Linked DNA regions of Mus musculus: regions 1, 2, 4, 5, 6 and 7 are each linked to region 3. A link is a loop called in an ENCODE intact Hi-C map of the cell type or tissue named here. Cell type or tissue: left cerebral cortex. All regions are shown on one strand. Links, peaks and the distances in the headings refer to the core of each region. The heading gives the core; the rest is flanking DNA.

The links. Hi-C counts contacts between places; a loop is a spot of excess contacts. Peaks named below come from ENCODE experiments on the same cell type or tissue, not always from the same donor. Only the 100,000 strongest peaks of a DNase experiment are listed, where the experiment ranks them.
Region 1: it touches region 3 in a loop (2.2-fold over the local background); 9 of 42 quality-filtered maps call a loop at or near these places.
Region 2: it touches region 3 in a loop (2.7-fold over the local background); 6 of 42 quality-filtered maps call a loop at or near these places.
Region 4: it touches region 3 in a loop (5-fold over the local background); 8 of 42 quality-filtered maps call a loop at or near these places.
Region 5: a loop joins it to region 3, with 4 times the contacts of the local background. A loop is called at or near these places in 20 of 42 quality-filtered maps.
Region 6: a loop joins it to region 3, with 2.9 times the contacts of the local background. A loop is called at or near these places in 5 of 42 quality-filtered maps.
Region 7: a loop joins it to region 3, with 17 times the contacts of the local background. A loop is called at or near these places in 6 of 42 quality-filtered maps.

What each region holds. Positions count from the first base shown.
Region 1 is chr1:60,654,253-60,658,643 of GRCm38, forward strand. No RefSeq gene overlaps it. Among named protein-coding and RNA genes, the nearest start is that of Gm38388, 57 kb to the left of the region's middle. In left cerebral cortex, for the core only: no CTCF peak of the experiment used is centred there; DNase peaks (open chromatin) are centred at 1,877 and 2,167.
Region 2 is chr1:60,952,408-60,956,798 of GRCm38, forward strand. No RefSeq gene overlaps it. Among named protein-coding and RNA genes, the nearest start is that of Icos, 23 kb to the right of the region's middle. In left cerebral cortex, for the core only: a CTCF peak has its summit at 2,668 (motif pointing left); DNase peaks (open chromatin) are centred at 837 and 2,615.
Region 3 is chr1:60,563,624-60,568,014 of GRCm38, forward strand. It overlaps Raph1 (Ras association (RalGDS/AF-6) and pleckstrin homology domains 1), which reads right to left and starts at 3,142. Exons shown (of 14, transcript NM_001045513.3): 1 at 2,942-3,142. In left cerebral cortex, for the core only: CTCF peaks have their summits at 1,803 and 3,272; DNase peaks (open chromatin) are centred at 1,816, 2,079, 2,550, 3,206 and 2 more places; H3K4me3 peaks cover 3,497 bases; H3K27ac peaks cover 2,203 bases.
Region 4 is chr1:60,843,158-60,847,548 of GRCm38, forward strand. No RefSeq gene overlaps it. Among named protein-coding and RNA genes, the nearest start is that of Gm38137, 18 kb to the right of the region's middle. In left cerebral cortex, for the core only: no CTCF peak of the experiment used is centred there; DNase peaks (open chromatin) are centred at 2,378, 2,714 and 3,964; H3K27ac peaks cover 2,540 bases.
Region 5 is chr1:60,858,974-60,863,364 of GRCm38, forward strand. It overlaps a transcript of Gm38137 not described here. Among named protein-coding and RNA genes, the nearest start is that of Gm38137, 2.7 kb to the right of the region's middle. In left cerebral cortex, for the core only: a CTCF peak has its summit at 1,849 (motif pointing left); DNase peaks (open chromatin) are centred at 1,758, 2,203, 2,598 and 4,227; H3K4me3 peaks cover 885 bases; H3K27ac peaks cover 1,936 bases.
Region 6 is chr1:60,821,268-60,825,658 of GRCm38, forward strand. No RefSeq gene overlaps it. Among named protein-coding and RNA genes, the nearest start is that of Gm38137, 40 kb to the right of the region's middle. In left cerebral cortex, for the core only: a CTCF peak has its summit at 1,868; DNase peaks (open chromatin) are centred at 1,961, 3,136 and 3,351; H3K27ac peaks cover 694 bases.
Region 7 is chr1:60,405,977-60,410,367 of GRCm38, forward strand. It overlaps Abi2 (abl-interactor 2), which reads left to right and starts at 3,643. Exons shown (of 12, transcript NM_001198570.1): 1 at 3,643-3,943. The coding sequence starts at 3,827. In left cerebral cortex, for the core only: no CTCF peak of the experiment used is centred there; DNase peaks (open chromatin) are centred at 1,454, 2,169, 3,625 and 4,187; H3K4me3 peaks cover 1,497 bases; H3K27ac peaks cover 2,618 bases.

The DNA of each region.
Region 1 (4,391 bases), core at 243-4,242, 91 kb after region 3:
TTGTGGCAGGTGCCTTTGTCTGCTGAGTCATCTCTCAAATCAGAAATGCTTCATTTCCTATATATTGATGATATGTAGCAATTTACTTCTAGAAAAAAAATCTCATCATGGAAGAAATGTACTTAAGACATAGGATGCCTGTCCTAAGGGAGGTGAAACATTCATCAGTAGGGATCTCTGACGTTTGGGACAAGAACAACTCAAAAGCCCCAGAAAGTTCCTGAAACTGATCAGATTAACTAGGTCCCTCCTTCTCTAAGCATATATGAGCAGTAAGACTGCTAAGAGATATTTTCAGGTATATGACTATAATAGCCAAGAGAGATCAGCCAAGAAGCAGAGACCAGCCAAACTACCTGAAAAAGTCAGACGCTGACTGAGCTGCCTGGAAGTTGTGCAGAAACGTACAGTTCCCAGCTTTTGTGAGTTGTCACTTGTGCTGGCATGGGCTTTTGATGGTGCAGCTATCTTTGAGTCATTTCTGCTCCTGTAAATAATTCCTTACCCAAACTTCTGAAAGTAAGCCTAACAAAACCTATTGGTTCAAGTTGAATTGATGATATCTGTACTTTGGTCCATTGTCCATTCCATATTTGCGATGAGTTTGTTTACATCTCTCCAGAATTAGGGTCACACAACACTTGAGAAGGGTAATTAGTAATAACAAACTTGGAAATCTCTTCTGTAAATGAATGCCCCAAGTTAGACTAGTTGCCATAAGCTATTACTTCAAGAGAGTCACTTTTCCTGACGTCTCAAATGAACAACTCATTGCTGAGCTGGAGAAGGGTATCAGATAGGAGATTAATGTTTCTACCATAATAAATTACATTCTATGCTTGTGATCTTTTCCTATGGAATGCTAGTTCAAGAATTCCAAGCATATGGAGGTTTTTAGATTTGAATATCAGAGAGTTAAAGAAATAACTTTATTTCTTTATTGGCATGATTTTGTTTTGATGGAGACTACATCACTGAGTTCAGCTGAGTTGAAGTAAACATTGTTAGCCACGGAGAAAGACAGGGAGGTGACAGGCAGGAAAGAAGGGAGCTGGGGAGCTGGGATAAGTACGTATTAACATTCCAGAGATGGCTGCTTATTTCCCAGAATAGAGATTGGGGATTTAAAAGCACAGAGAAGATAAGAATTGGACCTCATCAACCCCACCATGTTCTCACTCTTTCCATGTATACTGTGGGTCTGTTTTGATAACCAGGCATATCTTTTATGACCCAGCCTCCTCCCCCAATTATTTGTCCTACTGAAGGAGCTGGACTTGACTGTGAGATGGGCTCTGAGCATTCCAAGAATATCCACAAGAATAATGAACACTCAAGAAGTCTTCATCTTGAGCAAGAGTTCAAGAAAAGTTTATACTGATTTACCAACTGGCCTTCACATAGAGTTTCAGCACCCTTTTATTTGAAGTATTAACTTGCTTGACCCCTAGTTTGTACATGAAACCAGCTGAGGAAGAAGGGAGCAACATGGAAAACAGCTTTAAAAAACCTGATTTTGAACCATTCCTGGCATGCTAAAGCATTTAATGCTTTAAAACTTGGCAATTAGTGACAAGGGTGGTTTGAAATAGAGATGACCAGCTGGCTAATTGCGTGTTGCCAACATTCCCCTCCAGCTACTTACAGGATGAGTCCTGTTTATGTCAAAGGCTGACTCTCTCCTCTCTCCTCTATCATGGCCAAGAACTGGAATGCTATGTCCTTTACTTACCGTGTCCTGGTGGAGCACAGAGCAACAAAGGCCTGATAAGCTGGGCTGGGCAGGTGGTACTGGAGAGAAAGCTGTGAAGTTTCAGTACAGGAAATCTGGGGGCAGGATGAAGTTTCTGGCTTACTACTCTCCAAAGCTGAAGGCCAGTGGTGCAGGACCAAGACTGGGCTTTCAGCAGGAAGACAGAAACCAGTTATTGCAAACGCATCTGCCTTTAACTCTAGGGAGTCTTGTGGGTCAACTGAGGGTTGAGGTAATCGGAAATGATGGTTGTGATGGAGGTGGTCTCTTCTCATTGGGCAGCAAACAAACCATTGGAAGAAACAGTAGGGGGTTACTTTAAACAGCAGCACTTGGTGGAGCTTTGCAGATACTAGAAGGGAGAATGAGAGTTATGTGGGATGGTATGCTAGAGATGCCCTAGTTTCCAATTCATTCAGGATTCCATCAAAGAGGGAAATTCCAGAGGAAACTGTAGACACAAATGCCTCCATGCAGGGACGATGACTACACAATGTAAATCTGAGAGATAGAGTGGAAAGTGTATCAGACTGCAGAGCACGGATACAGTATAAGGGCATTTAAATAGCAGTTTTTAAAAAGGTAAAAACACTGGGCTGACCAAACAGAGAGGATTTGTGCCTGCTTTTTCTACTGAGTCAACAAGACTGAAAGCTAGAATTTTAGGGTTATATTTTTCTGTTTAAAGTGGCTTATGAATCCTTTATATATGTCAGGAAGCCCCTGTTAATTTTTTCTGCCACAATAAAAGAATGTAAGGGTCTTCCCATCCCTGCCCCACCCCTGTGTGTATAACTATACAGATGTGCTTGCACTTGAGCTTGTGGGGGGCCAGAGGTCAGTGGTGCCTTTTTTCAGTAGTTGTCCACTTAATTTATTTATTCTTGTGTGGGGGATGGACTCTTACTGACCTGGAGCTTGCAAAGTAGGGAATCTGCCTGTCTCTGCTTGGGCTTACAAACACAGGGCTTCTGAGGATCAAACTCAGGTCCTCATGTTTTCAAGGCAAGCACTTTAGCAACAGAGCGATCTCCCCAGCTATCCCCTATCCCTTTTTCTATTACTATGGAAGCAAGGACGCCCTCTCGGAAGGAAGATGTTCATCTTTGAAGGTTATCAGGGGGCCTGCCCTTTACTTCCATGATGGATAGCTAGAGTAAACACTCATGGTTCCCTTTCAACCTCAGGGGTTATCAGTGCACCACATGGAGGTCTCTTGAGGTCAAGGATTCTGAACTCCCTGTTGCCTCTTCCTCAAATCCCAGTGGCACCAAAGAGGAAGCAAACTGACCGACACAGAGTTTTAAGTCAGTTCTGTGAACAGGGCTGGAAGCTTTTGTTGACCAGAAAGAGAGATTAGCTTGTTGCATTGTATAAATAAATTTAAAAAATTTCTCTCAGTGAGGGTGTCCCCATGGGGAAAGCAGGGTGGTTAGGGCTTACAGTTTTTAGCCAAAATTGCTACTGCTTTTTTAAATCTTCTAGAGTCTTATTTTTGCGAACTCCCACTTAAGACTTCTCCCTAGACTCCTCAATAGGATTATTATTTTAAAATAGCTTCAATGCACATGTGTATTACTGAGCATGCCTGAGACTAAACATTGCGGGAGATCTGTGCTCCCAGCCTTAGCTCAACCTGGCAACCACTGCTGAGCTTCTCAGAAGCTGTGGTCAGGCTGGGTTTTCTGGGTCAGTCTTCCCTCTGGGCGGACCTCAGGCTTCTGGATCCTTTGCCATAGTGAGATATAAACAACTATGCTCCAGTATGCCAGAGCAAAAGTAACGTAGCAGATAATTACCTGCACTTCCTGTGTGTGGCACAGAGCCTGTATGGCAGTGGGTTAGAGACACGCATCTGGCCGGTGATATAAGGGGCGTGGGTCTAACTGGATGAGAAGGTTGGGAAAGCAGACTAGAGCAGAAGGCACTCTGCAAGCTAAATTCAAGGATGGGACTTGCGAATCTTTTTGGAGATATGGAGCCATCGAAGCTTTTGAGCAAGGAGTTGAATGTGTAGGAAGATCTTTTTAGAGAGATTGACTGTAAGGTAGCTCTTAATTGGAAGGGTTTTCAGTTACACATTGATAAAGAAACCCAGAATTAAACTGTCCATAGAGATTTGGGATGGGGAGTTCTGATGAGGAATGGCCAACATTAACCATGTGTTCTCTAGGTGCCAGGCCCAGTGTCAGTGCTTTATATCAATCAATATTTGCAATAACACATCAAGGTGGGTGTTATTAAATACCAACTTCTTTCAGACAAGGAGATTAAGGCACAAGGCGGTAAAGAAACTGCTCAGTTATCCCAGGTTAGGATGTTGCACCAGGAGACCTAGAAACAGGATGGGGACTAGTTCCTTTCCTCATTGCTCTGACAGAATTTCTGACAGAAACAGCTGAAGACAGAAAGGATTTATTCAGGGTCATAGGGAGACAGTTCATATGGCGGAGAAAATCTGGGAGCAGGGCTGCATGGTGGTGACTACACTGTCTCGGCAGTCTGGGAACAGAGAAAACTTTGGTCATAACTGTGGCTGAGTCATAACTTATTAGCCCCACCCCTATAGCTAGACGCTACATTTGCCAGCTGGGCCCCATGTCCAAAAGGTTCTACAATCTCCCTAGGCAGTGCCACT
Region 2 (4,391 bases), core at 178-4,177, 390 kb after region 3:
AAGTTGCATTCGGTCTTCAGGTTTTAAGGTCTCTCAAAAACAGAGAGGTTAGGATGTGGGAAGCTTGGGTCCTTCATGTTTTTACCAATCAAAATAGGCAGAGTTAGGTTAATCTGGATAATGTATTTGTTGAGTAAGAAGAAAGAACCAAGACATTGGAGCAGCTGCTGTCCTTGACAGTGCTTAAGCCCCTGTGAATGCCAGTTCAGGTGTGTCTACATTTCAGCCTCTGAAAGGACCTGGTGGCCTCTCAAGACTCATTCCAGCCGTTTGATTATAGAGTGTTTTGAAGACGCATTAAAACATTTCATCGGGTTTTTACATTATGGTGTATGCTCTTGCAGTCTCTAAGTTCTTTAAGTAAAGTCTACAAATCAGCAATGACCCGTGGCTTTAAAAATGCTCTTCTGCCAATAAAAAGATGACAGGAAAAAAAAAAAAAACCCACACCATGATTTGAACTTGTTTTATTTTAAAATACTACATTTTAACATCTGTCCTGTGTGCCAAATGCTTTCAAATAGTTGTTAATTAATTAACTCTTTTAATAAACTCTTTTCAGGGTAGTTTTAGGTTCATAGGAAAATGGAGTTGAATGCATAAAGTGTCCCTGCACGCTTCAAGTCCCCATGGCCACACAGCCTGCCACACCCTGCTCTAGAGCTTTCTGTTTGCTATAGCTGAGGAGTTTACGCTCACAAGCTACCGTTTTCTAAAGCCCACAGCTTACAGCAGAGGCGGCTGCCCTTGGTCTCTTGGTGGTGTATGTCGTCGTTGGGTTTGGACGCACAGCTTCACTCCTGGACCTACTTGATTTGCAGTGTCTTACTGACTTCAGCAATTTCACTATCTTGTTCACAACAAGAAAGCTGGCAGACAGGCTTCAGGAAAGAAAGCCAGTGAGGGCTCTGGAGTGCTGGAGTGGGACTGTTTTCACATCAGAACCTCAGCAGGGTTTCTGCTGCTCAAAATAGCATTCTATTTGGCTGTTTTTTAGAGAGAGGGAAAGGGAGAGGAGAGGAGAGGAGAGGAGAGAGAGAGAGAGAGAGAGAGACAGAGAGAGAGAGAGAGAGAGAGAGAGAGACAGAGAGAGACAGAGAGAGACAGAGAGACAGACAGAGACAGAGACAGAGAGACAGAGAGAGATGAAGGGGGAGAGGGAGGGGGAAGAGGGAGAGGGAGAGGGAGAGGGAGAGGAAGAGGAAGAGGGAATCATAATTTTTTTTTTTTTGTTAGTGAAAGGAAAGAAACCCACAGAGGTTAATCATTTTGTACACTGTTGCTCAGTTCGCCTGGCTCCCGCCTCTCCTTCTTTCCACTGGACTGCCTTACTCAGGATTTCTTCACTGAACAGTTGACTCTAAAGGAAATATTCATGTAGAGTGGTACAAATCATAGCCAGTCTCTGGGAAAGTCTTCTTGGTTCTCATGAAGGAAATTGCGACTTGTTTGCACAGAGCACCTACCTTGCGGATGTCATCCAATACTGTTGCTCGATTAAATTCACCCACAGACCGCTAGAGTGTGGAGGCCCTTAGAAAGGACTGTCTAGACCAGGGATTCCTCACTGGGGCTGCCTAAGATCATCAGGGAACACAGATATTCACATTATAATTCATAAGAGTAAATTCATAAGAGTAACAAAGTTATGAAGTAGGGATGAAATACGTTTATGGTTGGGGCCCACCACAGTATGAGGGTTGTAGGTTGAGAACCATTGCTCCAGACTAAAAGTTCCTAAACGATGAAAGTTTTAGAATTTTCTTCATAGGAAGTGTTCTACAATCTCTATCAGTAAGAAGTGTATCAAATGGGAGTTTTTCTCATGGGTGGTGGGGCTGGAGATGGAATCCAATGCAATCTGTTTCCCCCGGGATATAACTTCCTCAGTTACAGCTCCTGGCTCCTCTCTCAGAGCCTGGCCTTTGACTCTCATCTAACTCCCGAGGACATTTGAGACTTGCCTTTAATGTCTTTAGTAAATTATTAAGAAAAAATATGTTGATGGTGAATATTTGGTAACTTGCCATGCTGAAACTCTTTTTTTACTTTGCCTTAATGTATGTAAATGAAAATAACTTGCCTCTGGAATTTTGAAGGCATATCTTGCCAGTGTGATTTTATTTATTTATTTACTTATTTATCTATTTATTTTTGTGGGAAACATGTTTTTTTTTCTCTCCCTTTTAAAAAGTGTGTGTGTTTTCTTTGTGTATACGCGTCTTGTGTTTGCCCACCATATGCTTGCAGAGACCATAAGAAATCCCAGACTCCCTAGTGATGTAGTGACTAGCAGCTCACAGCTGCCTGAAGGCAACGAACCAAACTGAGGTTCTCTGGAAGAGCAGTGCATGCTCTTAATCGCTGAGCCATCTATCCAGTCTCCCCTTTCTTGTAGAAATTAATTTAAAAAAAAACCTCTATATGTTTCAATCTTTGCTTTTACTGCTTGTCATTATTTGCATTTTAAATAGACACGTGCATGTGTATCTATGCACATGAGTCATGCAGTTCCACTCCCCTCAACACTGGCATGCTAGTGAGCTACAGAGTCCTTTTCAGATCCCATTTCATGTACATAGTTCTGCACAGAAGGGGCTCTGCTTTCACAAAGCCATCACTACCATCAATACCTACCCTGTCCCTATAGGAGAGTGCCCCCTGCTGTTAGCCCTCATTAATACAGTTTTTTTCCATTTTAAATTGTTTCATTAACTGAAATTTTACCAGTTATTTCCTCATTAGTTTAATAATTATTTTTTCTTTAACACATAAAGAAAAAATTTCTGATTTGGAAGCAACATTTTAAGAGCTTAGAAGCTGTCATTTGATTCTTAGCAGAGTGTGCAAAGAATTGCATAAGTCTTTAGATTCACTAGAGGCGTGAGGTAATAGAATATGCATCAAACTTGTAAGGGCAGATACAGATAGGCATGTGCAGAGAGTCACTCTCTGTGTGGGAAGCCCTGAGTAGGACCCCAAGGGAGGCAATTTCAAAGCTTGTTAGGTACAAATATAACTCCAGACAACCAACCCAACATTTCAGAAAGCAAAGTTGGAAGACGGACAGCTCTTGTGCTTCAGACATATTTACGATAATCAAAACAGCATGCTTTGGCAAAACAACAGACAAAAAGATGAACAAAGCAGAAGAGAGATGAAGACACACAACTATAAAGCCAGGCAAAGATGATGTATGAGAAAAACTGAGCCGACCTTGATTGTGGGGATGGCTGTCCAGCTACAATAGCAAAGGCCCGAGAGCAAACAAGAGTCTGGATTTGATGTGGTTCAAGAGATCTCGGAAGGAGAGTGAGGAGAGAAACTACAGAATTATGTGCAGAAAATGCACCTGATAAAGGACTGTTGCCCAAAGTATAACAACAGCCGCTGCCCTCAAAATTCAACAATGAGAAAATATACGACCCAAATAAAAGTTTGGTAAAACCCCTGAGCTAATATTTCACACAGGAGAAACACAAATGGCAGGGCAGCTGCTCAGTATCATGCCACTGAGGAACTGCTCCTAAAAATGGATGCTCGGCCCGTTCAACGTCGAATTCAATGTTCAAAATACAGATTACCCTCAACACCTAGTGCTGGCAAAGATTTGAAACGACAGGGAATGACAGTCATTGCCAGCAGCATTTTAAAACGGTTATTGTCTTGTTGGAATTGAGTTAACTCAACATTGTCTTATTACGTAAGCCACACAGTCATAGTCTTTATTATATACAGCCTCATGAATCAAAAATTCATGTCTCCACAAAGATCCACATACCAATATTTATAGCAGCTTTATTCATAATAGACAGAACTCAAGAGAGAAAAATATCCTCTCATGGGAGGACAGACAATAACAACTATGGTAGATCCAGACACAGGGCCAAAAAGAGAGTGGATGGATGGCCCAGTGGTTAAAGCACTCGCCATGCAAGCACGAGAGTTTAGACTCCCCAAGCTTGTGTAAACGCTGGTGGGAGTGGTGGCCTGCCTGCAACTCCAGCCTCAAAGGCAGAGACTGGGGATCCCCTAAGCAAGCTGTCGGGGAGACTCTCCTATCTGCCGGCTCTAGGTTTGATGGAGAGACCCTGACTCAAAGAAGGTGGTTGAAGACTGACGAAGGAAATTTTTCCATATCAATCTTGGGCCTCTACATACATAGGTACATATATGCACATGCAGCCTTACCTGTGTGTACTCACACACAGGCAATCATCTACTCTCACATGCATTTAAATGTGCCCATGTATATAAAGAAGAAAAAAAAAGAAATGAGATATAAAGCCATCAAAACAAAAAAATGGAGGGATATTAAAAGCATTAAATAAATACAAAGTAAAAAGAAACCCACTTATCTGTATGATGATGGCTGTGACATTCCAAAAGAG
Region 3 (4,391 bases), core at 177-4,176:
TTAAAACATTTTTGTGAGTCAGGACCTCAATATATAACCTAAGCTAGCCTTAACCCTTCTGCCTTAGCTTTTCATATGCTCTGATTTCAATGTAATGCTCCTGACTTCAAGCATACAAGTCAGACTTTGGTTTTGTGCTAAGTATAAAACCCAGGCCCTTATGTGTTTGGTAACTGCTCTCCCACTGAGTTGTATCTCCAAACGTTTTTATGACATTTAGGTCAAATGTCTGTAGAACCTTAAAAGCCCTTCATCAAAATTAAATTACTCCCTTTGTTTTGTTTTGAGGCAAAATCTCATTATGTAGGCCACCCTCAAACTCAGTATCCTCCCATCTCAGCCTCCCTCTCAAATACAGGCTCTTGTTAATACACTAAGATCCTTAAAATCCTTAAGGTCAGTAAGAAATAACAAATGAAAACCAGTAACTCCAAACTTCCTATTTAATAGGTAATGAAACTAAGAATTCAAAATAATTAGCCTGAGGTTACATATCTTACTCCATTAATATCACTTTTCCTAAAGAAATAAGAGTTTGGGATTAATATCAATATTGACATTCAATGATTTCCAAGCCAAAGTCAATAAGCAAATGTGTATCGCAGAATCTATTATCCTTGTTTCTAGTCCACTAACATTTATTTACTTATTTATTTGGAGAGAGCCAAAACTCAACAAAAAACAAAAAAATAACACAATTATCCTCAAAGATAACAGTTAAAAAGATCTAGCCAGAAAACAAAGTGTTAAAAATTGTGAAGTCATTATCCAAAGATGCTTACCTCTCCACTACTGTCAGCCAGACACTAAATTAATAATCTCAGTGAGAGAGACCTGAGTCAAGAGTCTGTGTGGAATACTAAATAGAGCTAATATTCATCACAAAGAAACAGCTACACATTGCTCTTTACTAAAATCAAACACAAGTGAGCAGCAATCCCATACCACAAAATGTCTGGTGAAAAACCAATCACTTACAAACCTTTGTAGACATTTTGTACTTACTTCAACTGAGCTATCTGTAACTGGTGTCTGGAACAAACTCAACAAAGGGTTTTAAAAAGTGTCCTTATTTTGCCACCTCTCTAGGATTCTACTTAGAGAATTCTCTCTAGGATTTTACTTAGAGAATTTGGATTTTACTTTTATTTTTTATGTGGTTTGATTTGTATTTTATTTTTTACGTGGTTTGATGGTTTTTCAGATGGGCTCTCATTGTGTAATCCAGGCTGACCTGGACTTCACGTCAATCTTCCTGCCTCAGCCTCCCCAGTGCAGACTACAGGAAAGATCCACCCACCATGTCCGGCTCATGCGAAGGGATAATTACCACCTAACATGTGAAATGTCTTCTTCTCCCAGTCTATACTGTTAAAATCTTGCCCGTCCTGTTGAAATTCAAATATATGATGCACATGTATGAAAAGATCATGATGAGACCCAGTATTATGTATAATTAATACATAACAATAAAACGTTGTTTTAAAAATGAAGTATTATTCAACCTTTTAAAAGGCTCCACTTTATACTGGCAGCTTACAGATCCCCCCCCCCCCCCCCCACTGACCTCTCAATGTAGAATCAACCTTTTCTTTGCTGTCTTATGCTACACATGCCTCAACAACTCACTGTTGCCAACATTCACTTCTGACCCTCCCTCTCAGGAGACACTCCGCCCTCAGCAGGAGGAAAAGGAATTTAACACGTACTGAGCATCTCAGAGACAAGCAAGGGGCTACCAATTTTGCATACATTTTCTTATTCAATCTTCTTGACAACAGGCTAGAAAGGAAAACAGGTGGAGTACTGCTGCTTACCGGCAGGGAACTACTGCATAGTTATCGGCTTGCTTGTCCACTATCACGTTGCTAGCCTATTCTAGCGCATGGAATGTGACTTTACTCTGTTCTAACGCACTGTTTCCACCACTCAAGTGTTGTAGAAGTGTCTCCCACTATACCTGAGGAGGTTTCTGTGACTGTGTGCTCACTTCAATATTCTTACGAACACAATACCACCGTTTAATAATCGAATGATGCCTCAGCCCTAGCCCGCTACCTTTACAGTTCCTTTAGGGAGGACTTTACCTACTTGGGCGGCTCTCCACTTCTCCATGAGAAATGCTGCAGGCAGCGTCCACCCAAACTGTTCTTCCCATAAAATGTATGAAATGCAACACACAGGAAACATGCAACTCATACCATTTCCCAAAGCTCCTATTTCACTCTGATACATAAGGATCAAGTAGTTTCCAGTTCACACAGGGGGGCCAGCCTAAGACAACCCCTGAATAGGAAAAGGGTATCTTTCAGGTGTCTTAAAACGAAGGCAACCTAACCAACACTATTAGGCAGCCTTCCCTCTTTCTGCCGTCCTCCACTGAATTGCAGTTTGGATTTCCGGCGGGAATGTACGCGGAAAGATGAGATGGAGCTAAAAAGCACTAGAGCAATTACTTTGCCGGCTTAATTAGAAGACACAGAAGGCGCCCCGCCTTTCTAAATCTCTGCAGTGAACTCATCTATGAAAGCAGGCAGGGCATGGAAGCTAGAACAATCCCGCACCCAGCCATCGGTTTCTGCGGCTACCGGGAGCCAGTCCCTTTCCACCCGCGGTCCCCGGCCACCGGCGCCCTAGTGCGGAGTATCAGCCCTGCCGCACCTCCCCAGGCGGCCCCAGGTCTCATTGTCTGCACGGTGCAGCCCCGAGGGGCGCGGGGTGCAACCCAGGCCCCGCCGACCCCCTACCCACCGCAGGCCGCCTGGCGGGGCTCAGCCCAACGCTGAGAGCCTGACCGGCAAGGACCGCGCCCCGGGCTGCAGCCGTCCGCACTCGCTCGGAGGGCCACGCCGGGCGCCGGGCAAATGGAGACGGCAGCGCCTCCCGGGCACCCAGACCTCTCCTTTCCCGGACCTCGAGGGCCAGGTGGCGGAGCACTCACCGTGGCAGCCCCTCGGCCCTCCCGGAGCCCTGCGCTAGGCAGCAGCTGCTCGCGCCTCCAGTCGCCGCCGCCGCCGCCTCTCCAGGGGCGACGCTCCTCTCCCGAACGCTGAGAGCGCCCGCAGCTCCCGCGGCGCGCGCTCGGCGACTGACTGACCGACCCACAGAGCGGGCGTCGGCGGGGACTGGGCGGGGCGGCCGCAGAGCCCCGCGGCGCGGATCACAGAGCCCGCGCGTCCTGCCCCGGCACACTGGGCGGGGCTGAGGGCCGCGCGGCCCAAGGGCGGACCGACTTGCGCCTGACCGCGCGCTCCCCGCCGCGGCCACCGCTCACTTCCGGCGCAGGCGGCCGCGCGCCTCTCCTGCTCCCCGGCACGCGCGCACGCGCGCGCCCCTCCCGGCCTGGACAGCCGCACCCCCCACCCCCACCCAACCGGCCGCCCCTCAGGCGCCGGGCCGCACCCAGCCGCGGCCGTCCTCCGCGCCCTGCCTTTCCAGCGCGCGTCCGTGTGAGTCGCCTCCAGGAACCAATGAATCAGAGAATGAATGAGCGGAGAGGAAAATCCCGCCGCGGTCCCGCCCGCCGTGGCCCTTCCCGTGAAGCCTGCCCAATCACTCGGGTCCCAGGGTCTTGGGAGACTGAGGGCGGACGAGCAGACCTGTCCGGGCTGGGAGCCTTTGCCTGCCGCATGTGTCGTCTCCAGAACCAACCCTGGGCTTCCTCAGGCACTCGCCTACTATTGTTGAAATCTGGGAGCACTGCCCTAGGAAATCCCATTTTAGCTTAAACTCTGCAGTTTCGTGCAGTGTAAGGAAAGCTTTCAGGGATCAGACATTATTCCATTCATCTTTACCTTTTTCACGTCAGAGCCTGTTCATCTGTGTCCCTGGTTTCTGTTCTCCCTTATTGAATTTGTTCTCAGCAAGGGTGTTGGCGAACTTTCCTGAGCCCTGAGCTGTATTCCCTGAGTACTACACTTAAAATACTGGGTTTGATTCCAAGCTCCAAATTACTCAAATGCTGCTTATCTTAATGCAGTTTTGACTTAGGCAGACTTAGATTTCTTTCGATTTACGTCCTTATTATGACCTTCATGTAAAGTTGATCAAAGGAAAGGAAAAGTAGTATTAAATTACCTTTGCTTGGCTATGTACTTTGTTAGCATTGAAGAAATTGAGCTATGGTCTGGAATTGGCTGCATTGAACGTCCAGCATTCTTTTTTTTCTATGTCTTCTTGTCTGTTCTTTAACTGTTTCTGTATCTTGAATTTTCACCAAAAAAATAAAAGGAAAAAAAAAAAACCCATAAATAACCTATTTCCGAAATTCTGGCGATCTTTCTAAGAATGAGTATTCACTCCTCTAGTGTAGGATCAAATCCCAGTTTGACTAATTGCATTCTACTTCCTGATATTCTTGAAGAGTTCCAAGTAGTTTCAGTCTTTTAGTA
Region 4 (4,391 bases), core at 119-4,118, 280 kb after region 3:
AGTCATATTTACCCCCTATAATAACCTTTTCTTGTCCCTCACTCATTCCACTAATCCTCTTCACCTTTCCACCCAACCCCTCCCCCATTGTCATATCTGCTTCTCATTGTGTTGATAGCATCAGGCATTCCAGAAGAGTTTGAGAAAGGGGAAAAGAAAAAGAACTGATAGACTATTTGAAAAAAAGAGGGACTAAAGACTCTCCAAAGTCGATGGGAAATGTAAGCCTGCATATCCAAGAAGCTTAAAAAAACAAAACAAAACAAAACAAACAAAAAAAAAACCACAAAAAAACTCTAAGCAGAATAAACTGATATATATTGACTTCAAATACATAAAGCCATAAAGCATATTCAAAAACAAATAGGTTCTTGAAAGCAAGATGATCTCTTGTGTACTGTCCAGAAGCATCACTTGTTAATAAAAAGCTGATTGGTCAATGAGCTGAGGCAGGAAATGGGAGGTGGGAGTTCTGGTAGGGAGAGAGGAACTCTGGGATACAATCAGGCATAGGAAGGGATTAGCCTTGAACTCTGAGGAGACAGATGCTTGAAACCGAGAAGAGGAAACCAGCCATGTGGCACTCATAGAATATGATAAATGGATTTATTAAGTTACGAGCTAGTCAGGGAACAAGTCCAAGCTTATGGCCTAGGCATTTATTCAAATATAATTAGGTCTTGGAGTCGTTATTTTGGTAACTGGAGCACAGTAGAAAAGCCCATGGTTACAGCATTAAAAACAACTCACATACAAGGGAAGCTCATAACGGCACCATCCATAATAGAAACAAATGTTTATGGATGGATACATGGATTTCTAAACTGTGGCATAGCCGTACAAAACCATATTGCTTATTCATAAAAAACAACAGAGCTCTGGTAGATGTTACAACATAGGTGAACCTTGGAAACACACTTAATAAAAGAGATCCAGTCACAAAAGACCAAATATTATATGATTTTGTTTCTACAAAATGTGAATAGCTGAATCCACAGAGACAGAAAGACCAGTGGTTGCCCAAGGTGGGTATCTGAAAGAAGGGAAACTGACAAAGGATACCAACCAACTAACCATCCAACCAACCAACCAACAAACAAACAAACAGCAGCTCTCTGAATAAGCAGTAATGACCAGTGTTCAATACTGAAAGTACAGTAAAAGCACTCCGTTAAGTACTTTTAAACAGTAAGATCTGTGAATGTGTAGTTTACCCAATAAAGCTTTTATTTAGAAATAATGAAGCAATCCACTTGGCAGATGCTTCAGGTGAGATACTGAAGAGGGGTTTGAGTTACCATAAAACTGCCCATCATGGCTGAAATTGAAGTGGTGTGCAGGGAGGGGGGTGAGACATTTAGTCCTAAAGAAATAGTTTAAGTAGCATGTAGGTGGCCAAAAAAGGTATCGGTTGGGCCTTCTCTTTGGAATCTTAGAGATTTTAGCTTTGTCCTGTTACATTATTCACTTAACCCTATTCAAATCTCCCTGCAACATTCCTCACCAACCCACCACCTGCCAAAATGTTCTGGATTATTGAATGAAAGACAGACAGACAGACAGACAGAGTCTTCTATTTTAACATGCCTTAAACAATATAATGGCAGAGCCACTCTCAAATTTCATCTAGTAGCCAAGGCCTACACTCTGATACTCCTGAATTATTGCTTACTAAAATTATTCAATCTTTGCTACCCAGATCCACTCTGTCTTCCGAAGCTCTTACATGGCTGGCACCCTTCTTCCATGGCTCTCAAACCCTGGCATGATGATTCCAAATCCTTTTCCTAGTTTCCTTGTCCAGAAAATCTAGTCTCATCTCTATCTCCCTGCCCAGCAACTTTATTTACAAATTAGAATCAGTTGGGGCAAGGACCCTTAGCAGCTAACACTCGGGATTCTCATGTAATTTGGGAACCCATAAGGCAAGCATTAAATCAAATCCACAACATTGTCCTCCAACCCAAGAAAGCAGAAAGGAAATGCCAATGAACGAGTGAGGTGTAGTTTATAGTTTACCTGGAACCCCTCATCATTATTTAAAAGAATAAAACCCTAAATTTTGCATTAAAATTCTAAACTCTAACCATTAGAAATCCTTGGCATATGTTTTGTTTCTTTGTAACACATCTGAAAACAGACAGCAACCTGACCTGTGTGCTCAGGGCATAGTTGAGCCCGTGCTTTGGGGATCATCTTCTTTGATAAATTCTGAGCCTTAGTAAATGTAATACTGACTTTAGAAGCCATTAAAATACTAACCCTAGCTCTCTCTGCTTCTCTAAATTTTCTTACTTGACTGCTGTTAAAGTATGATGTGGTGTGGGCTTAGGCGCCTTCACTGCCAAACACCACCCAAGCAATTGTCTTGTGGGCGTGTCCCAGCTGGAGAAACATACTCGCCTTAGAAAACTCAGCAGCTCACTAGTTTTTGATGAGACTGTGAAAACCATGGCAAATGACTTACTTGAGGTCTATGAGATACGGGGGGGGGGGGGGGGGGGGGGGGGAGGGGGATTTCAGTGTGGACCTCATCACCTGCATGATTGTGTTCTTAGTTTTATTTTATTTTATTTTATTTTATTTTAAGATATTGAGCTAGAACAGCTCAGATGCTCCAAGGGGAACGGGAGACTATGACTCAGGACCATACCTTGCACTCTCCTGCTTGTGGCTCTGGCAACCTGAATGTGCTGCTCTAGATCATAAAAAGCATCTTGTTCAGAGAGCAGAGTGTGGGTGGTGGGTGGCTCACAGCCACTGTGGGAGCCAGCGGGCAAGGATGGATTAGAGACTACTTTGAGATCTCAGGAAATGGAAACCTAAGGACTCAAGAATTGTTTCTTCTTCAACCAGAGCCACACAGTAGTAAGCATTCAAATAGTTTTAAACATATAGGTCACTGACTTAAGAGTTCTGTGGTCATCTGACATCGTGAAACTACTCAGTTGAAATTGTAGTTCACAGAGAGAGGGATCCAAAGGTGAGGAGCGGGGTGGACACTGAGATATCAGGTCAGAGCAGGAGGTGGGATTCAGAACCTGAAGAACCTCAGGTGCTTTCTAAAAGGAGTTTGGACACCATCTTGTCGACAACAGGACACGCTGCAAGATTTCCAACCCAAGTTCATGGAGGACAGAATTGCTTTTTAAAGGATCACTCGGGTTTGCAGCAATGAGAAGTGGGAAGGATATACAGGATCGGAGACCAGTTAGGGATGGTCATGGCTTGAGTGTAATCATAGCTAATAGTTCCATCCTGGCTTGAGGATTGCGGCTTTAAGGAATTGTCTCTGAGCAGGGGCTCGGGAGGCTCAGTAGTCTGCTCTGTTTGCCTGCTGCCTGTCTGCTTACTAGAAAATATGCCTATGATCAGATTTGGGTCTCAAATTTCAGAGAGACAAGTTTGGATGATGGTTATGAACTTTACAAGAAAAAAAAGAGGCAAGAAAGAGGAATAAAGAATAGAGAATATGTTACCTGAAACAGAAGCATCAAGAGATCACTGCACAAGCCTTTCATCCCAGCATCAGGGAGGCAGAAGCAGGGGGATCGCATTGAGTTCAAGGCCAGCGTGGTCTACAAAAGCTCCAGGACAGCCAGGGCTACACAGAGAAACCCTGTCTTGAATCTTCCACCCACCCCTAGAAAGGATCATTTGCAAACTTGTTTTGTAAGAACTGCTGTAAGATTAGTGCCAGAATTTTCAAGCTGTGTAACTTCTTCAGTGATTATATTTATCTTGAAATACATTGTAAAGAGCTTAGATACTAAATAAACAGTCTCCTAGTGATCTCATGCATATGCATCATGCCAAAGGGGTGAAGGGTGATTGAACCTCATGAAGCAAGCCCGTCAGAAATCTTGTTTGACCTTGTGTCTGGAACAGGAGCCAATCCTAACTTTATATCCTAGAGAACTCTAGATTTTCTGTGAAAAATGCTCACTCTATGGGGGTGGTGGAGGAGATCAGGGCTGGAAGCCAGTTTATCCAATCCCTGTCTGGAGCACGTGGGCAGATGTGAAAGTGGGAGCAATATTCATACCACACATTGGTTTCCTTGTGAACATGTTAATGCAAATTTGCAACCATGGCAACAAAACAGCTTTATTAAAACATAAAGTCTCCATGTTATTGCACTTAACACACAAACGTGCGTGCGTGCGCACACACAGACACACACACACACACACACACACACTCATGTCCCCAAACCCAAACTAAGCAAATGCAAACCCTCTGATTTCTTGCTAATAAGTAAAGTTAGCATTTTTTCTTGTTTACCCATTTCATTAGGAATATTTCATTAAAAGATTCCAATTATTCTATAACCCTTTGTAGTTCAAAGGAAATCATTTTAGAGAAGTAATCTGGGTTTGAAGAGGATGACA
Region 5 (4,391 bases), core at 244-4,243, 300 kb after region 3:
TACTTTATTTTACCACATCTAGAGTTTGCTAATTCTACTCTTGTTGAAGTACACATCAAAACTTCATTCCTTTTATCGCAGGAATTTGCATTCTGATACACGGACCAAAAAAAAAAAAAAAAAGCATCAAAAAAATGTCCTCGGTTGCTAGACACTTTGATTGTTTCCTGTTTGGGACTATTGTGCATAGGATGCTAGAAATATTAACATATAAGTAAACTTTCTGTTTTAATCTACTTGAGGAATGAGTGCATACTATGGACTGGAGTTACTGGGCCGGGTGGTAATTTTATTTTTAACTCCTGAGTAGCTGCCAAGTGCACTCTACATTTTATGTTTTATCTAGTGTTTACAGGCATGCTTTGATATAACACTGAGGCTCTGGAGTACGCTGCTGTGTTTGGAGCCATCCATGGTCCTCTCAGTTAGTGAAGCTGCTCCCATACTGTCTAGCAGATTCCCTTTGAAGATGCTGGGGTTATTATGATGAAACTGCTCCCATTGTCAACCTGTGAAACATAGATGGGAGGCTAAGCCAGCATCGTATCCCAGCCTTCTCTCAGTAGTGAAATCTGGGCTAATTCTCTTGGAACCTTCCTTGTGTGCTTGTGGGTAACCTGATCACGTGTGCACTGGATTCTTTTGGCCAGTCCGGACTTGTGAAGATCCACAGGAGATTTCAGGCAGGAGCTAAAGCCCAGGCTCACCTTCAAGCCAGCCTGTCACCATTTGGACAGGCAGAGAAGGTAAAGTTAGTTCTTTCTATGTCACACTGCTGGTTCGATAGGTGAAAGCATAGTTGCTAAGGGTGTAATACCTCAGGACAGGTGACTGGAACACAAATCCTAGGACTCGATGTGACTTTTGTCAAAATCATTTAGCTTCTCTGTGCCTTCATTTCCTCACATATAAATTGGGGGTTAATACCAACAATTTACTTCACAAGTGTGTTAGGGCCACACCAAGCTTGTCATGGTGCCCCTGCAATGACGTCCGGGCTCTGTAGACATTCTGTATGTGGAGCAGAGTTGGTAGTGTTGACAGTAGCATGATGCAAGCTCTTGACACTGCACCAGTTAATAATGTGTCATAGCTGTAACTCTGAAGACTAGAGCCAAAGGGCACGTGTGTGGTTCAGTGGCAGAGTGCTTACCTAGCATTTGTGAGTCCCTGGGTTTGAACTCTAGCAGAAAACAGGCACCAAACCTAAACCAAAACAGCAGACTCAAAATAAAGAAGGAGTCATGGATAGACATGGTCAGATGGGTTGAAAAATCCCTGGATTTTACCTTTGGCCTAGCATCACAAGGCTGGAACACACTGAACCCGTGTTGCCTTCTCCCTCACCTACAGATTGCACACTTCTATCTGGTTCTATCAAGCATCTTGTGCTGAGGTAAAGGTCAGGCTTGAAAAACTATTACCACCAGGGCAAACTTAACTGTATAGATAGATCATGGTTTGGTGCTTATGGCTAAATCTGAGCCAAAGCTGAGGGAGACAGTGGACAACATGGAGAAGCTCAAGGACAAGGACATACACAAAGAAGGGGAGGCAGGGTCTTTTGAGGAACACTTAAAGCAGGTACTGTCACTGGAGATGGAGTGGGATGAACTGCAGCTTTGTCTGAGGACTTGGGCACACTCTCATCAACGACAGAAGGGGCTTCTTAATATGGTAAACTACAAGGTCTCTTCTGCGACTATATGGCTGTTGAGAAACAGAAACTGCAGTACCAGTCTGGTGGTTGTAGCAAAGATGGATGGTCCTGAAAATCCCACCCTGACACAGCAAATTTAGATGTGGCTGATTCAATGTGGGTGGGAACTAGACATTTGTGGAGCAGTCAATGACTGCCATCTATTGGTCAGTGTGCTTCATTGCAAATGTAAGAATAGATTGTGAGAACCTATTGTCAATTTTTATCAATTAGCGCTCTCTCTCTCTCTCTCTCTCTCTCTCTCTCTCTCTCTCTCTCTTTATCTCTCCCAGTTGGGCCAACTAAAGCTGTTTCTTACTGCTTTGTAGATGCAACCATTTTTGTGAGTATCAATAGTCATATCTTTGGAATGAAATGGGAGGGGGTGTGCATTGCACAGTGATGTCATTGCACGAGGAGACGCAGATCTTGGATCCCAGTTGTTAATGTGTTTGTAATAGCCAAGAAATTCTTCCCCTGACATTACATGACCCAGGCATCATTGAAAAGCCCAGGGAAGCTTGCAGTTTCCCACGGCTCACTGGAAAGTGGGGTAGAGGCTGGAGGGACCGCTGCTTTCTATTGTTCCGATGATATTTTTAGCATCTGCAGAGGAAGGAAAGGCACCAAACAGAGGGAAATTCAGGGAGCCTTTGAGGGGAGATGAAATGGGTTTTAAGTGAAATGAGAGTCGTAAGGGATGGAGAAGACCATCCACCCTGTATGCTCCATGTCTGCAGTTCAAGAGGGATTCATAGAAATATAAATGGGCAGAGAATAATTGAGAAAATGCTCTGTATTCTTAGCCACCAGGGAAATGCAAAATAAAGTGACACTGAGGTCCATCTCTCTCCTGTCACCAAGGAAACAACAAATGCCGACACGAAGAAAGGGTGGCAGAAGGGAGTCCTTCTTTATGCCTGATGAGACTGGAGAACGGTGCAGTGCCTGTGAAAATCAGTGTGGAGGTTCCCAGAAAGCCACACCTAAGGATACAATTACCATATGCTTTAGCTACACCACTCCAGGCTACACAATTGAGTCTAAGTCAGCATACCACCGGGATCCTTGCACGTCCATGTTTATCTATACCCTATTCTCAATGATCAAGAAGCCAGCTAAGATGTTCATTAATGATAAACATGGTGATATATATGATATGTGATATATGATATATATGATATGCATCATTTATATACAATGAAGTTTTATTCAATCATAGTGAAGAATGTTTGTTTCATTTTCAGGAAGATGTATCGATTGTACATCATGCAAGGGGAAGTGAGCCACTCAGAAGACAAATGCCTTATGGTTTCTCTCATATGGCTAATATATAATATACATTCATATATATGCATGTATATATGACACACAAAAGCAGGGAGAACTTATTTGTGAGTGCAGAAAGGAAAGTGTCAGGGCTGGAGGTAAGGGAAGGCGGTGGAAGGGGAGACTGAGCAAAATACAACGGCTTACCCATGAAAATATCGTAAGGCAGCCTATTATTTTGTACATAAAAATGAGTGAAAGAGAGGTTCATTCAGAAAGGCCACACAGGGCTGAAGGTATAGCTCATCTATTAAAGGTTAAGGCCTATAACCAAATCTTCAAAAAAGGCCACATGTTTGGGATCATATCTGTGTTCCCAATATCCAGTAAGAGGCACCTGGAAGGGCCACAGAGGTAAAGCATCAGTGCAGCGGACACCGTCTGTCTTTGGAGAGTGGGGGCTAAAGGTTACTGACAGCATCTAATTATCAACCTGAGCTAGGGACTGTTTGGGGATGTAGAATATAATGGGTAACCAGCACAGTAATAGGGGTGAGCTGCTGGGCCCTGCTATTATCCCTGAGCAGGTGAAAGCTAGCATTCTTCATGAGCTGTCTTTCCTCCTATTATCCCTGGGTAGGAGAAAGATAGCATTCTTCATGAGCTGTCTTTCCTCCAGCCCTGTAAGTGGTGACCAGAACAGTGCCTGCAGAGAGGCCTCTGTTGGAGCATAAGCCCATAAACCCAGGAAGTGGAGGAGGGGACGCTGTCCATTCACAGAGAAAATCTATTTCCCAGATTGGAGGGGAGGACTGGAAAAATTAATTAGGTCATAGTCTTTGAGAATTGTTTTTAAAACTGAGAATGAGGGACGGGAAAGATATTCCAAGAAATCGGTTGGGCTGCAGCTTAGGGCAAGTTGGAAAGATAAATTCAGGAAAGTTGGGTGTTAGGGCTGGAGCAGAATCTACAAATGGTACGTGAAGAAAGGCCTGGGACTCAGGGTCCGTGCTGTTCCAGGATTGCTCGGCACAGCGGCTGAGCTGTCGAGGGTCATGTGGCTTTGCAGTTAGCGTCAACATGGTCCTGGAAAAATGTTCACAGAGTCTTGCTGATGAATAGTGCCTCACACATCCCTTGTGAGTGCCCGGTCAGCGTTTTTAGAGGTTCGTGAGAGCAGTGCTTCTGGCCATCAGCAGGAAGCACCTGGCTTTGCAAAGCTGGGGCAGAAATAGGAGCTGGAGTTTATATGCCACATGCTGGCTTGGACATTTGTTTGCCGAGTGGTCACGTGCACTCTAGAGTGACCAAGGAAAGAGGAGGAGGATAGATCTTCACAGCTGTACCATGGTAATATGAGTTTCCCGGAGGCTGAGGTTCAGGAGTAAGAAGGCGAAAGGATATGTCCTTGTGCGGGAGGATA
Region 6 (4,391 bases), core at 265-4,264, 260 kb after region 3:
CATTGCAGTGTTTTAGACTATCATCCACCTTAACAGAACGTCTGAAATGGAATACTTTTTTTTAAAAATTGGTTTATTTAGCTCTCAGTTTTGGAGGGTCAAATGCCAAAATTGGGGGGTGCTTTGCTATTGACTTGTGGTGAGAGCCCCTATATCACACCACAGCAGAAGCACATGGAACACAGAGATCCTGTTGCAGGAAACCAGGGTGTTACTTAGGTGTCAGGCTGCTCTTTTGTAACAACTCACAGGAACTACCCAGAATCCTACCAGAATTCTGTAATCTCTTCTGATGTCAGTGTCCTCCCAGTGACCCAATTACTGCAGCCCTACCCCCAGAAGTGCCTTCTAAGAAGCTTCTAACACATGGACATTTGGGGGACCCACTCAATTCATATTCATGCCACACTATTTAGTCTTGTCCTATTAGCATCAGGACACATTTGGAGATTTGTGTTCAGTTCTAGATATTATGTTGTAAGAGTGCCATTGACAAGTTGGCATATGCCCAGACAGGGAAACCCCAGAGCCACATGCACGAGGTCATCATAAGTCCAGAGTCTTTCTCGTTTAGAATAACAAACGATGGCTTCTCACTCAGCTCATGGTCTGATAAGTGACAGGTAGAGATCTAAGTGGCCCCTCATGGATTGGAATGTCTTCCCTTATTTAGCTTCTAACCCCTGCCAGGTTCTTCTTAGAGCTCACCCACTGAATCTTCTACACTAACAGACCAGTGAAAGGGAGCAAAGAGGACATCATGGGACACTATTGTGGGACACATAGAGCCTCATACACCCTTTACCCCCCCCCCCGACTCTTTGTTGTCCAGAAGATCTCAAGTAACCCTAATCTAGTACTCCTGTGTAAAGCCTACAGCTTTCCTGTATGCCCAAGTAGAGGGATGAGAAAGCAGTTAGGTGGCTCAGCCTCAAATAATGATAGGTTTAAAGTCATATGGGAAATAACAGAAGGAGCGAGACAGTCAATCAGGAAAAGTCATAGCTCACCTCGGACATTCGAAAGGGGGCTCATGATTGCTTCCTTAATCATGTGAGCGCCACTGTGTGGAAGAAGGCTTCGACTTATTCTGGGTAGCTTTATGGCAGAGCTAAGAGAACAACTGATATCATTTTGAGACAAATTTCAGTCTATTTAGTGTAAGCAAGAAGTTTGCTGTCTGTAGAGCTGTTCATCTCACAGAAGGTTAATTTGTGAGCACTGGTGAAGGAGGAAGCGCTAACTATGTGCTAATTCTCAAACTCTTAATCTAACGTGGGGTAGTATTTTAAATATTCATGCTTTGCTGTAGAGGAAACTGAGACTTAGAGAGGCCATGCCACTTGCCCCATGGCACACAGATGTTAAAAGGCAGAGAGAGGATGTGAATTCTGCGTCTTCTGACAGCGCACCAAAGCCTCCACCCTTAAACCGGCTGGCATGTTGCTTTCTGGGGCTTCTGTGTTGGGCAGTGTGGAAGAAGGGTCAGTGTGGATATGGAACTGGACGGAGATACAAGTTGTTTTATGACAGGACCGTGTAAAGAAACTTCTGGGAATGTCAAGGGGCCCTACTAAGCAACTAGTGCTTTTGTGCTGGAAGATGCAGAGAAAAGCCAAAGATGGAAACAGCCCAGTCCTAAAATCTGCCCTGTTTGTATGGCTGCTGTCACGTGAACATGGCCAAAGCACACAATACTCTTGAACGTGATGTGATGCCTTTATGAACCCTCCCTCAAAGTGTTTAGGGGTAACAAAATGACCTGTGGTACAATTTCATGTACATGAGCCTTGGCTTCTGCTAGAGCAAACCTTTGTTGAGTCACTGCCCAGGAACGTTGCTAGGTGTTGGTTGGGTGCTCAACGTCTCCCCCTGCAGGGTGTGGAGGGGGAAGCATCTCCCTGAGCTACCTGTAGTAAACCGCTCACACTCAGTTGTAGAGAAGCAGACTCTGGAAGCCAGAGTAATTTTGTCAGGTAACCATGGAGACACTGTGTTACCCTTGAAATCATAGCCTATGAGACTGGATGCTGAAAAACGTTGGGATCTCATCCTGATTTCCCGCTTGGCTCACATTTGTAAAACTAGATGAACAAGCCAAATACCATGGCTTCCATCCGAGTATCTAGATTGATGAAGAGACTCAACTAGACAGAGAATATAGTACAAGTGTCTGAAAGCAGGCATGCTTTTCTCCTGATTCAAGTGGCCATTCGGGAATTACTTCATGCCAAGAATTAAACCCAGCTTGATTATAGCCTGCCTAAGGTGGTTCAGGGGTCACCAGACCACAGCAGCAACAATATGTTATTTAAATGTAAAACAAAACGGAGTTCACCTAAAAAGAGGAGAGAGAGTTAAGTATGCTTAGACCACAAACTTGAACAGACTGCCACATGTTGGCCAGAAAATGGCTTTCTGATTTGTGGTTGTTGAAGCCATGAGAAATGGGGATGCAAGTTTTCAATTCCTGACAACACAAAGCAAATGAGCCCACCAGCAGAGAGACCTCCGCCCCCGAAAGGAAAGGAAACCGGAAATGAATGGAGTGGGTTCTTATATAAAACATAAATATTTGTGAAGGAACCAAAATCTTGACAGGTATAAAAAAGACTCTGAAATGAGGCCTCACATGGCTCTTGGACCAGCTATCCATAAAGGCAGAAGGAATAATTTTAATAAGTAAAACAGTGAAGTTATTTGTGTGACAGGCTCGGATGACAGGGTGCAAAATTCTTTTCCGAGGGCCCAAGTTAACGGTGGGATAGTGGGATAGAAGTGTGCAAAAGCTGTGCCAAAATCTTCAGGCTTCAGAGATCTGCCTTGGCTGTTCTCTAGAAAGGTGGGCTCCTAGGCTTCTCTGGATTTGATAGGTCTTAAAAGGTGCCTAGAAAATATGCGTTTAGTTATCACCCCAACAATATTTACAATGGAGGTGGCTGCAGATGTGATTGTGAGAAACATAGGTGGGTTGACATGTGTGGACTCTGGGCAAGTGATGGACCAAGAGCTGTTCATCCCATAGGGTGACAGCTGGCGGGATCTTGTGGGCTACATGGGGCTGCAGCCCATCTGGAAGGGGAAGTATGGTGAGAATCAGAAACTGGTAGATGTCCTGTATATAGCAACTCATTTAAGTAAACCAGGAGCAACAGGAAGGAAGGGTTTCTCTTTTCAGCATTTTCAGTTAGATGCCTATTTAAAGACTCTGCCACAGTAGTGTTTCTCAACATTCCTAATGCCAAGACTCTAACACAGTTCTTCACGTTGTGGTGACCCCCAACTACAAGATTATTTTCATTGCTACTTCATAACTATAATTTGGCTACTGTTATGAATCATAATGTAAATATTTTTGGAGATAGAGGCTTGCCAAAGGGGTCGCTACCCACAGATTGAGAAATACTAGCTTAGAGCAAAAATGTCTCCCATGCCAGCAGCCAAATTACGTGAGCACCATGTTATGTCCAGAGTCCCAAGAATGTTAAGTGTCTCCTTAAATGGATTCATTTTTTTTTCTTTTGCTCACGGTTATGAAACACCAAGTTTTAAGTCCATGTCCCCATGAAAAGAGTTCATGCTTTGAAGTTCTTTCTAAATCTGAGAAATCTAAACACACCAACAGCCATCATAAACTGACCCTGCTGTCCTGGGGAGGGCACATGGGTGACAGGCAGGGAAGTGTGGGGCAAGATCAGAGACCTCCTTCTGTTTTTCTCATTGCCCTCACCACAGGCTGAGTCCAGTTTTCCAAACAGAAATCAAGCAAACAAACAAGAGTCCCACCTGGCTCTTTGGGTCAAAGAGCAGTTGACTTTGGGGCTAACCATTGTACTTCCCTGTTGGGGTAGGTGGGGATGGGACAAATCCATGACTGTACCTGAATCTAATTCAAGGAACATCGCAGTAAGGATCAGAAGCACGAGCCCCTGAAGGTCTGTGTAGGAGACTTCCAAGTCATGGGTCTTGCTTATTTATCTTTAAAGTTCTTACCATGGCACAGGATATCTATTTTGGGACAATTTTATAGAAAGTAGTAAAAAGATCTATTCTTCTGGATCCAGACCAACAAAAGGCTGGAAAAATGGCAAACAATATACAAGACTTCCTTCCCACCAATTTGGAAAGTTAAAAACCTTATCAGACATTTGTTTTGTCTTCACAACAAGAAACAATTGGACCATTTCCCCTCTTTCCTTATGTGGTTGATTAAACAGCTGCTTTAGGTCAACACTCTTATTTTTGATTATTTGTTGTTTAACGTTTGGCCAGGATAATACTATCAGTTCTAAGTGCTAAGAAGAAGTTCGAATCAACTAAAATATTTTGGTTGTGTTTTACTCAGGAGCCTTTCCTTTGCTTGTCTTTTAATCTCCTAAAAGCAAGCAGCC
Region 7 (4,391 bases), core at 274-4,273, 160 kb before region 3:
CTCCAACAAGGCCACACCTACTTCAACAAGGCTACACCTCCTAATCCCAGTCAAGTAGTGCCACACCCTACAAGCAAGTGTTCAAATATTTGAACCTATGAGGGTCACTCCTAGTCAAACCACCACACTCTGTAAACACGCAAAGGCTCTTTTGTTGAATGGGTCTAGCCTTCCCTCCTCTTATAAGAGGTTACATAATGTGTGATCAGTAGGCATTACTAGTGTCTACACTCGAAGGATGGCATTTATAGAGCTAAAATATTGGAAGTTTGACAACATGGCATAACGGAAAAGAAAAACATTTTTAAAAGGTCAAACCAATATGTAAGTCCTAAGTCCACAATCTCTAAATATATTTTTGTGTTCCCTTGGTTTTTCTGTCTATAAATGGAAACTATAAAGCCACCTTGGCAATATTAATGGGAATTGACTCTTGTGAAATACTAACTGAAATCTGACATAGAGTACTTGATTATTTTTAATATTACTATTACTTATCCTTTTTTGTAAGATATTTCTGTGAAGGTGGAAATGATATTATGAACAAGGTTTTCTGAAAAGGACTGTACCTTTCATTGAAACTCCTGCAAGATTGGATAAGAATGTCAGTGACGTGGAGGGACCTGAATGTTACACATCCAGAGATAGATTGTTCTCGGGAATTTTGTTTGTTTGCTTGTTTTCAAAACAGGTTTCACAGTGTAGCCCTGGCTGTCATGGAACTATCTCTGTAGACCAGGCTGGCCTCCAACTCACAGAGATCCATCTGCCTTTGCCTCCAGAACACTGGGATTGAAGGTATACACCATCACTGTCCAGCTAACATTATTTTATTTAAAGTTTTCTTGCCCCAGAGGCTTGCTTTTATTCAAATGGAGTTCACATTAAATAAGTACTTTTATCTTGTTACTTTTTGATGGCTTAAATGGATTTGTCTTACCATAACAGTTTATCTGAAAAACTTTAAAACTCAATAGATTTCAATTATGCTCATCAGCTTAAAGAAGTATGGGCAATTAGTGATAGTTTTCAAGAGGTACACAATATGGTCCTGGACCTTAATTCATAGTTTTTTGTGCTTGTTTTCTTTCTTTTTAGAAAATCCTTCTTAGTGGCAACAAAAATGTATGCCTACATCCTTGGGCCCTCAGACTTCCGAGTTTTAAAGACAGCATGAAAATAGCCAAGTTCTCTACCACTGAGCTACAATCCTAGTTCTGATTCCTTAAAGAGCCAAAGAAGCTGTCCCAAATTAGAGAGAGCATTCCAGTTTTCCCTTGGCGATTTGGTGAATCCTCTCTCAGGAAATTTGTTTTGCTAGGCAGCATTTGAAAGAATGCTAGTCAGGAAAAAGTATAGCAGGGAAGGATCCTGTCTGCTTTCAAGGTATCTAGTAGATTTGAAGGGAACCTTGAATAGAAGCTGCATCTGGTGGTGAAAGAAAAGTGGAAGAAATCTATATTTGTAGAGACGGGCTGGCTGGCTGATTAGAATTCCTGCACTGTGGAAACGCTGGGATAGTGCAGGTCCGGAGGCTAATTCTCTTATCATGGGCTAAGTCCTGGCTTTCCGGAGAGACATTCCTTGCAAACAACTCTCCCCTGCCATGTTGGAACTAACATCTTGTGACAACAGATAAAAAGAGACCTTTTAACATTTATTAACTCAGCAGGCAACTAGCTTCAACCAATCTAAAAGATGAGCTTGTTGAAAGGCCCCTCTGATTTTGATGTATCTGCTTCTCTGATGTACCCACCAGTGTATTTTAAAATTGCTTCCATTTACAACTTTTATTCTGTAAAACTACAAAAACATGATGAAACTCTTTCCACGCTGGAACATGGAATTTGAGGTAGCCTAAAGTCTGTGTTTCCTGGCCAAAGTCACTCAAATGGCTCCAGAATAAACCCTCCCCTATTTCCTTTAAGATGAAAACTACAATTTTTACATTAACAAACTTTTAAAAACATTTTCTTGTTTATGTGTGTGTTTCTATCTGAGTGTATGGCACATGAGTGCAGGTACCAGTGAATGACAAGTCAGGGTGTTGTATCTCCTGCAGTGATTGTGAACAGCATGACACGGATGTTGGGAGCCAAACTCTGATCCGCTGGAAGAACAGTGTGTGCTCTCACGGCTGAACCATCTCTCCAGACCCATCAACACAGTTTTTTGATTTACTGGTTTGTATAAGAGTCTGATCTGATGTTTGTTTTCTTCACCTGTTTGTACCTCATTTCCTGAAACAAGTGCATGTGTCTATACATAACTATCCCCCTCCACACACTTTAGGCTTCTCTTCTTTTTCCACACATAGTTAAACTCAGCTACAAACCCCAGCTCTCCCTTTTGTTTTTAACAAGCTTCTCACACTTAGAACATTCACACTAAGACAGGTGTTTAAAGTGCTGAACAATAGATCCAGGTGGACCACATCATCATTTAAAAATACTGTTTTAGGCTCTGCGGCAAAAGCTCACGCATATTGGTAATGTATTTATCATAAAGCCAACGTAACAACACAGGGTTTACTCCACAAATATGTGAGCGAGTGCATTTGATTTTTTTCTAGGAATGTATAATCGTTCCCTCATCATCTGAAATTTGATCACAGGAGGCCAAGTGACAGCAAGAGCAATAAAAGTTGAAACCACAAATCCTAAACTCTAAACCCCTCTAAGATGGTGGGTGCCCTTTGGGTTTCCACAGAACTAACAAAGATTGTGGTCTTGATATCACAGAAGGTGTCAGTTTTATTTATTTTTTTCAAGTTTCACGGTGTGGGCCAATCATATTTATGAAAAAAGATTAGATATCTGGATAACAAGACCAGGATGAACGTCCTTGAATTTGTAGTACTTAATCTGAAAAAAACGCACGTTTGTCATTGTTCGTTTAATCTTATTCATGCTACAACCATGTGAATAAATAAAATAGTACCAGCAAAACCACCATCGAAATTTTAAAAAAAGTGAAGTGAGGAGGAGGCCCAGGCTGGGCAACCACAGCATGTGGCTGTAATTCCAGTCAGCCCGGTCTATACAGGAGACCATGCCAAGAAGAAAGAGAGGACAGGACAGGGGACGGAAGGGAGTGAATGAATGAATGAATGAATGAACGAACGAATAGGTTTGGGACTAGGTAACTGCAATTTGTAAAGAAGCCGATGAGGTTCAAGGTGGTATTTAGAGCTGCCTGGAAGTTCAGTGGCTCTGCCTGTTCGGATGAGGTGTTATCTTTCACAGAGCTTGTGAAGACACTGTGTCCTCTCCCTAGGCGAGCTTCCTCAGGCAGATGACCTCCGCAGGGTTCCGGCCCCGGGTGAAGTGCAGAGGTGAAGATGGGGGGCGGCGGCGTGAAGCAGCAGGGAGCAGAGGTGCATTCCCGCCCGGCTAACAAAGGCTGCTGAGGACTCCCAGACCCAGGAAGGCCGCGCGGGGCCGAAGGGTTAACCCAGAGCCCCGCTCCCGCGCGCATCCCGGCCCCCGCCCTCCCGTCGCTAGGAGACGCCGGAAGTGGGGGAGGGGCGGCGCGGGTGGGAATCTTTTTCGGGCGCTGGGGGCGGGTGGAGGGGAGCGCGCGTGCGCGCGCCCGTCGCCGCGGTGACCGTCCTCGCGGCCCGTCGGCTCGCGCCCCGCCTCCATTCCCCTCCGCCCCCTCCCTCGTCGCGCGCCGTAGGGTGTGTGTGGGGGGGTAGCCGCTCGCTCCTCCCGATTCCCGCCGCGTCCGCCGCTGCTCCTCCTCTCCCGGGCGTCGCGGCCGCTGCCTCTGCGGGCTGTATGAGGAGGAGTAGGAGGAGGAGGAGGAGGAAGAGAAGGATGTGAAGATGGCGGAGCTGCAGATGCTGCTGGAAGAGGAAATCCCGGGGGGCCGCCGGGCTCTCTTCGACAGCTACACGAATCTGGAGCGGGTGGCCGACTACTGCGAGAATAACTACATCCAGGTGCGATGCGACGCGGCCCCTCGCGCGGCTCGGCGCGGCAGGACGCGGGCTGTGAGGGGCGCGCGGGGCGATGGCGAGCGGGGGAGGCCGCGCGGTGCTCGGTCCAGGGAGCCGCGCCGGGGTAGGGACAGGGCGAGGGCGGCGGCTGCAGGGAGCGAGGGTCGCCACCAGGCCCCAGCAGCCCCGTGCGAGTGACCGGTGCGGTGCCGTGCGGTGCGTGGCGTCCCGCCCCCTCGCCTCTGCCCCGTCGCCCCCGCAGTCCTCTCCTGTCAGTGTTCCGGATGGCGGGGGAGGTGGCGAGTGGCGTTTTCTGTCTAACGGGATCTTGCTCGATGGCAGGCTTGTGTGACAGAGGGATAGGTTACCCCCTGCCCAAATTCCGAGGGACCCCCTTTTTATTAAGGGGTCCTTTTTCTGCAAAGTGAAATGCCTCACTTCTCCATTCCTG